Linked DNA regions of Homo sapiens: region 2 is linked to region 1. A link is an interaction called in ENCODE POLR2A ChIA-PET data of the cell type or tissue named here. Cell type or tissue: Panc1. All regions are shown on one strand.

Evidence for each region. ChIA-PET counts read pairs that join two places held together with the same protein. Peaks named below come from ENCODE experiments on the same cell type or tissue, not always from the same donor. Only the 100,000 strongest peaks of a DNase experiment are listed, where the experiment ranks them.
Region 2: POLR2A ChIA-PET joins it to region 1 with 6 read pairs; 4 of 35 experiments call an interaction of 5 or more read pairs at or near these places.

What each region holds. Positions count from the first base shown.
Region 1 is chr1:100,194,454-100,199,453 of GRCh38, reverse strand. It overlaps DBT (dihydrolipoamide branched chain transacylase E2), which reads left to right. Exons shown (of 11, transcript NM_001918.5): 11 at 3,032-5,000. The coding sequence ends at 3,199. It also overlaps the pseudogene RPL23AP90. Among named protein-coding and RNA genes, the nearest start is that of LRRC39, 19 kb to the right of the region's middle. In Panc1, no CTCF peak of the experiment used is centred here; no DNase peak of the experiment used is centred here.
Region 2 is chr1:100,446,501-100,451,500 of GRCh38, reverse strand. The region is part of intron 7 of CDC14A (cell division cycle 14A); the gene reads right to left. Among named protein-coding and RNA genes, the nearest start is that of GPR88, 89 kb to the left of the region's middle. In Panc1, no CTCF peak of the experiment used is centred here; a DNase peak (open chromatin) is centred at 2,900.

The sequences.
Region 1 (5,000 bases):
TGAATAATCACAAATATAGCCAATCTACTTCTATCAAAATATCTTTATTTCATTATACCAAAGAATAATAGAAAACCAATTGAAAATGTTATTTTAAACAAAGTGAGACTCATTTAGAGCATTCTTTGCTCAGGAATCACTGGGAGTGTTAGTTAAAAGCGCAGATTTCTTTACCTTAGGGGCAGAACCCTCCGAACTTAAATTTTGAACAGGAACCCAAATGAGTGCAAAAAGGTGATCGGTGACCATGGTTTAGAAGACACTGACTTAGAATAAGGGTTGCAGTGATTCTTCACCCTGGCTACATGTTAGAATCATACGGGAGCTTGAAAAAAATTATGGCCAAGCTCCCCCTCTACCAGCTGAATTGGAATTTTGGGGGATGGGACTTGGGTACCCCCTATTAATTCAGGGTTGAGGACCACTGAGGCAAATAAGCTCCTGGATACCACTTCAATACCATGTTTATTAAATGTCATTGTCACTACATTAAGAAGAGTGTGTTTTAAGAAGAGCCTTTCTTTTCTACACTTATAATGCTTCCATGTTGAACATCTCTGGGACTTGTCCTCATGAGTTTATTCCTTGCGTGTTGGAACCCTCACAAATTCTTTCCTTCAGCCTTTGATTTGCTTTCTAGCAGATAGTAAATTAGCATCTAAGTCATTCCCCCTTCCTGGCATCCACTTTCCCTTCTGGCAAGCAGAGGAGATAGGGAGAAAAAACAAAAAGACACAGTATGTCACTATTTCCAAATCAGTTCTCTGAGTTATAACTTCTCTCTATCACTCATTCTCTTTTCCAACAAGAATTCAACATTTGATTCTCACAAAATTCTGGCTTCCTGCAGTTTCCAAACCATTATACCTGTTTGACAAAATTTTGTGTTCTCTTTCCTTAAAGAGATTATCTTCTTCTGAATTATATGTGTATATGTATATAATTGTGGTAAAATATATAAACATAAATTGACCATTTAAACCATTTTTAAGTACATTGTTCAGTGGCATTAAGTACATTTACATTGTTTGCCACCATCACCACCATCTGTCTCCAGAACTTTTTCATTATCCCAAACTGAAACTCTGCACTTACTGAGTAATCTCTCCATTTCCCCAGCCTTTGGTAACCACCATTCTATTTTCTGTCTCTGTGAATTAATTGGACTATTCTAGGTACCTCATGTAAGTGGAATCATACAGTATTTGTCCTTTTGTATCTGGCTCAAGGTTCATTCATGTAGCATGTATCAGAATTTCATTAATTTTTAAGGGTAAATAGTATACTGTTGTATATAAATGTATGCCATGTTTTGTTTATACATTCATCCATCAATGAATATTTGGATTTTTCCATTTTTTGGCTCTTGTGCATAATGGTGTTATGAACAAATGAATATTTGATTTATAAATATCTGTTCAATAGATATATTTTACAGAATCATTTTATCCATGGTTTTTTCAAGCCATGAAGTGTAGTTCTTAGAGTAGAAATCTTATTCCCTTAAAATAATATTTGTGGGGTAGGGACAAATAGTATTTAATTCCTTTCTCCCTTTGTGTCATCTTTCCTTTGCTATTTTGTTTTCATTATAGAATTTTAATTCCTTCTTGCTAAATTGTTTAAGTCATTAAGTCTTCCATGTTACTCAATTCTCAGTATTCGTTTTCCTTGACCTACTAGTTGACCTTGAGATGACTGATCAATCCAACCTCTTTGGAAAACTTTCTTAATATTGACTTGCAGAATACCTGGCCATTTTGGTTTTCCTCCTATGTCACTGCCTATTCCCTCTAAGTCTCCTTTACCCATACCTCCTAATGTTCCTAATCTCTGCACATGGAAGCACCCCAGGATTCAGTTCTCACCGCTTTTCTTTATCTGATCTTTCAATACCATTTATACACTGATGACTCCCAGGTTTATATCTCTAGACTGGACCTCACTTTTGAACTTACTCTTATATCTTGCTTGGATGTATAAAGGCATCTTGAATTTTAACATGTCTAAAACTGAGCTCCTGCTCCTTTCCTCACTGCCCCCCACCATCAGACCTGCTCCTCCTAAAGTCGTCCTCTTTCAGTGAATGGCCAATCTGCTCAGACACTTTGAAGGGCTTCTCATCTCACATAGAATCAAAGACAAGTAGTTGCAGTGGCCTACATGGCTTTACACAGATGCTACTCAGTGTGCTCAAGGATCCACATCTGGCTGTGACTGTTGTATCCCAGCCATGAGGAGATCAGTATAGAAAAAGAGAGTAGAGCTTAGAAACTTTTATAGCAGTTTGACAGCATGATTTTATGTCTATTGAATCTAATAATAAGTTGGGGCTTATATTTTGTCTACATTTTTTTTGATAGTGAAAAGATATATATTTAGAATTAGCTGGGTTCATTTTAGATGATCCCAATTTTGTTGGCAATATCCAAAGCATTGTAATCAGGAGCTAATGGAATATATGCCTTCCTCTCTCCGGGCCTGATCAAGGTGTTGACCTTGGCCGCATCAGTGTCATAGAGCTTCCAGCCTGTTTGATGTGGTGCTTACTAGCTTTAATATCCACAAAGAACACAAGCATGTTGTTGTCCTGTCTTCTTCCTGGCCAACTCAGTGGTCAGGGGAACTTGATAATGGCTTGTTTCCTCACTGCCTTCAGTGAGGAAGCCTTATTTAATTGTCTGTCTCTCCCCAGAGCCTAGAAGAATACTTGGCACATAGTGGGTATACAGTAAATAATTATTAAATATTTGAAATCTGAGATGAAAGTTAATGAATGTAGGTATGGGAATTGTACAAGGGATAGGAAGTACCTTGGAGAACTTCTGTAAGCTCCAGGCATATACTCAAAGATGGGAAGAGTAGGAATCAGCATTTTCAAAAGTCATTGGGGATGCCCATTTTTTTCTGTACTGTACAGGAAGAAGGGTTTGCCTGATCTTACACCATTGTTAGAGCTTGAGCTCTGAACAAGTGAAGGTTTACTCTTTGTTCTTTTTTTTTTTTTTTTTTTTTTTTTTTTCATTTCTAGGCCATTCCCCGATTTAACCAGAAAGGAGAAGTATATAAGGCACAGATAATGAATGTGAGCTGGTCAGCTGATCACAGAGTTATTGATGGTGCTACAATGTCACGCTTCTCCAATTTGTGGAAATCCTATTTAGAAAACCCAGCTTTTATGCTACTAGATCTGAAATGAAGACTGATAAGACATTCTTGAACTTTTTGAGCTTCCAAAGAGTATGTAAACCCTAGCTGTGCCAGCACATGTTCATCTTTACAATTTATATTGTAAATGATTTGTATCGTATGATTAAGGATCTAAGGCACAATATTTGTCACTGTTCTATTAGACTTTTTACTGAAAATGAATAATGGTGTAATGGTTCTCCTGGGGCTGTCACATTTTATAGGTCAGAGTGTGACTTCTTAATATGGTGCTGATGTTTTTGTGTCAATGGCTTGAAACTGGCAAGATTAACAAAATTAGGCCGGGCATGGTGGCTCACGCCTGTAATCCCAGCACTTTGGGAGGCCCAGGTGGGCGGATCACCTGAGGTTAGAAGTTTGAGACCAGCCTGGCCAACATGGTGAAACCTGGCCTCTACTAAAAATACAAAAATTAGCCGGGTGTGGTGGTGGGTACCTATAATCCCAGCTACTTGGGAGGCTGAGGCAGGAGAATCGCTTGAACCTGGGAGGTGGAGGTTGCAGTGAGCTGAGATCGTGCTATTGCACTCCAGCCTGGGCGACAGAGCAAGACGCCATCTCAAAAACAAAAAAACAAAATTCATGTTACTAAAAGACAGGTAGCCATATACAGACAGTATATGCCCTATTTTTTTTAACTGACTCTTAATGAAACTTTAATTTTACTTAATTAAGAAATGGAATTTATATACAAAAATATTTTCCATTTCCGTTATTATGCTAATTGTTGTATGAAATAAGTGCAATTATACTTCTCTTTTGAGATATCCAAGAGTATATTCTTGCTCTGTATAGAGAATATCATCTGATAGTGTCTTATTTATATTAATTAATGTCTTTGAAAAGGGAAAAGTATAAACTGGCCTTAAAATTGTCCAATTATAGTTTTATAACCAGTCTATTAAAGGTGTTTGTTTAAAATGGATATAGTTTTAGATTTGTGGTAATGCTTTGGTATTTTCTTGGGGAAGACCTTCACCTTTGCAAACTTCCCTCATGTAAGGAAGGTACTTTAAATGTAGCAGCCACTGACATTTCTTTTTTTAAAAAAAATTTGAGAAGTCTACTTCCTTTTAACTTTTTTGGTCTTCAGCTAAAAAATAGGATAAGAAATTAAGGTCTATTCCATTCTCCATATCCTGGGTAAGAATGTAAATAAGAGGAGAAGGAAGAGTCTAATAGTAATTATGGATATAAAAAATAAGAAATTTTGTATAGAAATGAAGGTTTCATAATGATCATTTTGTTAAAGGTCTACTTTAATCAGAAATAGCAACGAGATGAATGTATCCAACATTTCAATTTGCATTCGGAAATCCATGTTGTTTCTAATATTGTCCAGTTGAAAACTGTATGCCAAAATTAGTTGTTTAAGTGAAGTTTTGTGACAGAAAAAAGGTTGTTTTAATATCTACTTGGTTTTTCTCAAAATGGAAATAATTTTAAAATCAGGAAAGAATAAATCAGCCAGGTGTGATGACTTGTAACTGTAATCCCAGTTATAGGGGAGGCTGAAGCAGGAGGATCACTTGAGGCCAGGAGTTTGAGACCAGCCTGGGCAACATAGTGAGATCCCATCTCAAAAAACATTATTTTTAAAATTAGCCTGGTGGCTCACGCCTGTAATCCCAGCACTTTGGGAGGCCGAGGTGGCCAGATCACCTGAGGTCAGGAGTTCGAGACCACCCTGGCCAACATGGTGAAACCCCATCTCTACAGTTTTGTAAAAATACAAAAAATTACCTGGGCCTGGTGGCACACGCCTGTAGTCCCAGCTACTTGGGAGGCTG
Region 2 (5,000 bases), 250 kb before region 1:
AAGTAAATATTTGAATTATTTGGTTTAAGTTGACATGCCATCTGGCTTTAAATAATAATCAAACTCTAGATTATTAATTTAGACTTGCTTTTGAGGGAGACGGTGTGGTGGAGCAAAAGAGGAGTGTCCCATGTGGATGACTGCTTCACCTCTGCTAGCATCAGCTACAGCAGGGAGACAGTGGGGTTGGAAAACATGTGGAGGCCCATTCCAAAAGTCCAGATCAGTGAACACCTCTGCTGGTACAACAGCAGGGTGCAAAAATCCAGTGCACATTTGCAGATGCCACTCCAATGTTCAAGACGCAAAGATGATTTGGAGTCAGCAGCACAAACATAGTTGTTGAAACTTGGAACTGGATGCACTTAATCATACAAAGTGTGTATAACCAGAAATCATGAGGTCCTCAAGAACCCCAGCAAATCAGGGTGGGCAAAGGAAGAGAAAGGATTTGAGAGGGAGGCTGAGAAAGATGGCTAGCCATGGAGGGAGGAGAAATCCAAAAGACAGCACATTATAAATCAGGGAAGGAATGCGAATTAGAGAGCGACCATAGAATAAACCAAGTAGGAAGAAGAACAAGCATGGCCACTTGGTTTTACGAACGCTTGTGTTAGCAGGAACAGTTTCAGTAGAGGCCAGACCATAATTAGAGTCGAGACTGCTCTCTTAAGAAGTTTGGAGATTAAAGAAGGAAAAGATACCAAACAATCATTAAAGAGGAAGAAAAAAAAGCCATGGGGAATTGTTTAGGTCAGGGTAAGTCTCAAAACATTTTATAGACTTAACCAACGTGAGCTTTGAACCAGCAATGGGTGTAACAGATACGGAAACACTGGGTCCCCTCACTTTTGCAGTTGCGGTGGCCAGGAAGTAATTTTGCTTCCTTAAACTTGAGGCTTTGGAGTGGTGTAATGAACACTACCAGACAGCTCCAGGAGAATGCTTCTTCTAATAGTTCTTCCAATATTCAAATTGCCACAGGAGGCGTACTTCCATAACTGCTCCAGGTGGTGAGGACATGCCCACATACTTGCATTCTGAGGACTGCTTGACCCCAGTCCTATGGCAGTCCCATTATTTCCAGTTCCATAATCCACCAACATGTAAAGAAGGCAGACCAAGCAGCATCCAGATTACATTTTAGTTTGCTGTACAAATTCTAATCCAAACAAAGTCTTGAAGCATCATAACTTCAGTGTTCAACAATATTGACTCCTGCTCTTGACCCAATGTGACTTGCTGAGAGACAGGAGGCCTAACAAACTTTACTATTTCTCAAGGTAGGTGCTAAAGAGCAATTGTTAGGACTCTACACCACCTGGTCAATCTGAAAATTTACTTATGCAGTGAAGGATGACAGAGTCAACCTGGAGATAGGTCCCCACTCACATATTAAACTAAATTGATGTTCCATACAGAACTGGTCTTAGATTAAAACATCTAGCAATCTGTGTTGTAAATAACTGACTTAGAAACAAAAAAAAAAAACCTCACTCTTGCAGCATAGATTGGCTGCTGATAAAAGAAACATCATTTGAAGAAGTTGTCTACCATGGTAAATTTGTCCCTTGGAATATTACTGCAAAATCAGAATGGATTCTTAATCAACATGTTTTAGGCACTTTCCACTGAAAACAGATCATATAAAATATCTTGAAATGTGCTATACTCCTGTTTTTAGTATTATTCACACATTTACTCATTAGTTCTTTCATTCCACAAATAATGACTGCCCACTATGAGTGTACTGTGCTAGTAGGTTACTTATTCAAACAAAGAAGAATAAGACAAAGTTGCTGCCCAAAAGTACCCGCAGATACAGGAAAGACACAGATGTGTAAACAGAGTACCACACAAGGCTACATGAGAAGAGCTTCCATGGGGTTGAGAAGGACTTAACAGTCAACCATGTAAATACAGTGGACCAGAAAGAAGAGCTGACAGGCAGGAGGAGGGAGCAAGAGCATGTGCAAAAGCTCAGAAGCCGCCACCGGGTAAGCTGCGTGGATTTGGGTATGGGGAGGGAGTGGAAAAGGACAAGGGTGGAGAGGAAGGACAAGCCCATGTCAAGAAGGGCCTTCTGTGCTGTAGTAAGGAGTCTGCATTTCCTCCACACCTTTAGTCAGTGTGGAGCCCATGAAGGGGAAATGATAAAACAGGGGAATGATATAATCAGACTTAATTTTTAAAACCTACACCCTGATAGTAATGTGAAGTCTTGATCGAAGAGGCCCAAGATCCAAGAAAGACTCAATCCCAGGCATCCAGAATGAACCCATGCTTTTTCACAAACAGTTCCCAGATGCGCTACATTGTAATGTGGCTAAAATAATGTGAAATCACTTTCTAGAATAGAAATGGTCTTTCCCCAAAAGAGCACCCTTTAGGTGAAGATAGCAATAATGATAACCTGTGAATTGCTTGAATATCTCAGGAACAAAATAGTCCACATTTCAGCCTGTCATGGATCAGTGAGAAATTTTGTATCACAACTAAATTGATAAGCATAAAAGTAGGGGCTTGAAGCAAGACTCAAATATGGCAACTTCTGCAGAATGAGGCACAAGAATACATGGATTCTATGGTACCAGGTGACAAGAGCAAAGGCTTTAACCCTACACATGGAGAGATGATATTACTGGTAGCCTCCTAAAAAACAAAAAAAGAAAAAGAAACATTGGGCCTAGCAAATATATGGAGCAAACATGAGGCATTTAATATCTGTTCAACAAATGAACTGAAAAGCTATGAGAATGAGGCCATAAGGAGCATGGTGTGGCTACTTGACTTTCAAATAAGAAATGTTCATCTGCACATCATTATTTCTGTAAAACAAAGCTTCCTAGCCAGTGTGACCAGAATGGAGCTGCCTGGGCAGACTGGAGCAGCCAGAGTCCCCAGGCCACTTGCCAACAGCTATGAGCTATCATCACAGGGTGTTGAGCAAATATTATCATTTTCTCCATATGCCATGATGAAAAAACAAAAGGAAGCCCTGTGCGGTGACTGTTGTCAAGGCAGTAACAGGTGCCTCTGTCATCAGGCCTGCAGGCCAAATGTGGCTCTAACTTCTATCAAGACAATGGTAAAGAAGTGGCCTGGGTTTGTTCACATTTAAAAGTATAGGATCAAGGCCACAATAGCTTGATATTCTGGAAAATATTCTCATAATTTTGTTTTTCACACCCAAAAAAGGAATGAGTTATGGCAGGGGGCAGATAATGGCAGCTAGAAAATAGCTCAAAGAAAAAAAGTCAAAGTACTTTCTCAGTTTTGAAGTCATTTTTCAACTTTTATCTCCACCTAATCCCCAAATAGATATTTAAGGAGACTCCTTGAAATTGCATGGGCTGAATTTTGAATGGGGTAATAAATGTAAGCCACAGTGATGAGGAACCTCCGATGTTGCCACTGAAGCACCATTTCTCTGCATTTCTTCCCCCAAACCCAACTAAGAACAGGACACTGCTACCGCATCACACTTCCATCATCAAACCATGGCAAGCCTTTTGGTAAATAGCGGAAAGCCCTTGGGGACAAGCAAAATAACAAACTAGAGACATAACTTCAAATTCTCTCTGATAAATAATAACTGCTTAACAGTAGCATCATGAATGATCACTGGTGTTTGGGCAACATCTTGTTTGGTAAGGACAGCTACCCCCCAAAAAAACAGAAGAAAGCTGACTGAAGGTAGACTCTGTATATGGGTGCCACTTCCAGGTCTTACAAGCAGAGTATCAGCCTACACTAGCATTCACCACTAACTTTACTACTGAAGAGCATAGTTCCTCACATACCTACAGCTACCTAATTTAATTGAATGTTCAAGCTCTATCATCTTCATTATTTTTCCCTAGGACAAAAGGTCAACTTTCATTTTTCTGAACTAGATTTGAAATGGCTAGATTTCAAAGGAGTAAAAGTTCTCAAGGTTCTCAAGGTACATATTCTTTGAGAATACCTTAAGAAGCTGTTGGAGAAGTACAAATGTTTTGACACTGATTCCTAGAGGAAGGTTTTGGACCACCATCTCACAGTTACTTTTGTGGACCTTCCCAGCATAGCTGCCCAAATTTCATGTCTGATCGGGGCAAATGTAAGGAACTGTACAGTTCCACAACAGCTTGCTAAAGGACCTGGAAAGACCACATTTTGGAAGATACTTTTCCAAGACGGAAGCCAACACCTGGTGTTGTTTATCAATACTTAATACAATGGGCCATTTTTAAGTCACATGAAAATAAAGCAAGAGCCTGAGGTATCTCACCTCGAGCTTTCTAAATAGAACAGGGCTTTGAAATTAACTCTCATGTGAACCACAGATCACATGAAGCAAGGAGATATAACCTAGGCTTCATGTCACACTGATGGACTATGACAGTACATTGGCTAGCCTGTCCTTACAGAATCCATACTCTAGCTACATGTGGCTACTATGCACTTGAAATATGGCTAGTCTAAATTAAGATATGCTATAGTATAAACTGCACACTGGAGGCCAGGCGTAGTGGCTCACACTTGCAATCCCAGGACTTTGGAAAGACAAGGTGGGCGGATTGCTTGAGTCCAGGAGTTTGAGACCAACCTGGGCAACATGGCGAAACCCCATCTCTACAAAAAAATACAAAAATTAGCAGGGCAAGGTGGCACACACCTGTGGTCCCAGCTACTCTGGAGGCTGAGGTGGGAGGATGGCTTGAGCCCAGAGGGTCAAGGCTACAGTGAGCCTAGGTTGCACCACTGCACTCCAGCCTGGGTGACAGAGCGAGACCCTCTCTCAAAAAAACACAATAAATAAAATAAATAAACTACACACTGGGTTTCTGAGGCTTAATTCAAAAAAAAATGCAAAATACATACATCATTAATAATTTTTGTATTGCTTACATGTTAAATGCTATTTTAGGTATATTACTAAATATGTAAACAACATATTTACAACAAGTAAAATGTATTGTTAAAACTAATTTCATGATATGACTTTCACATTTCTA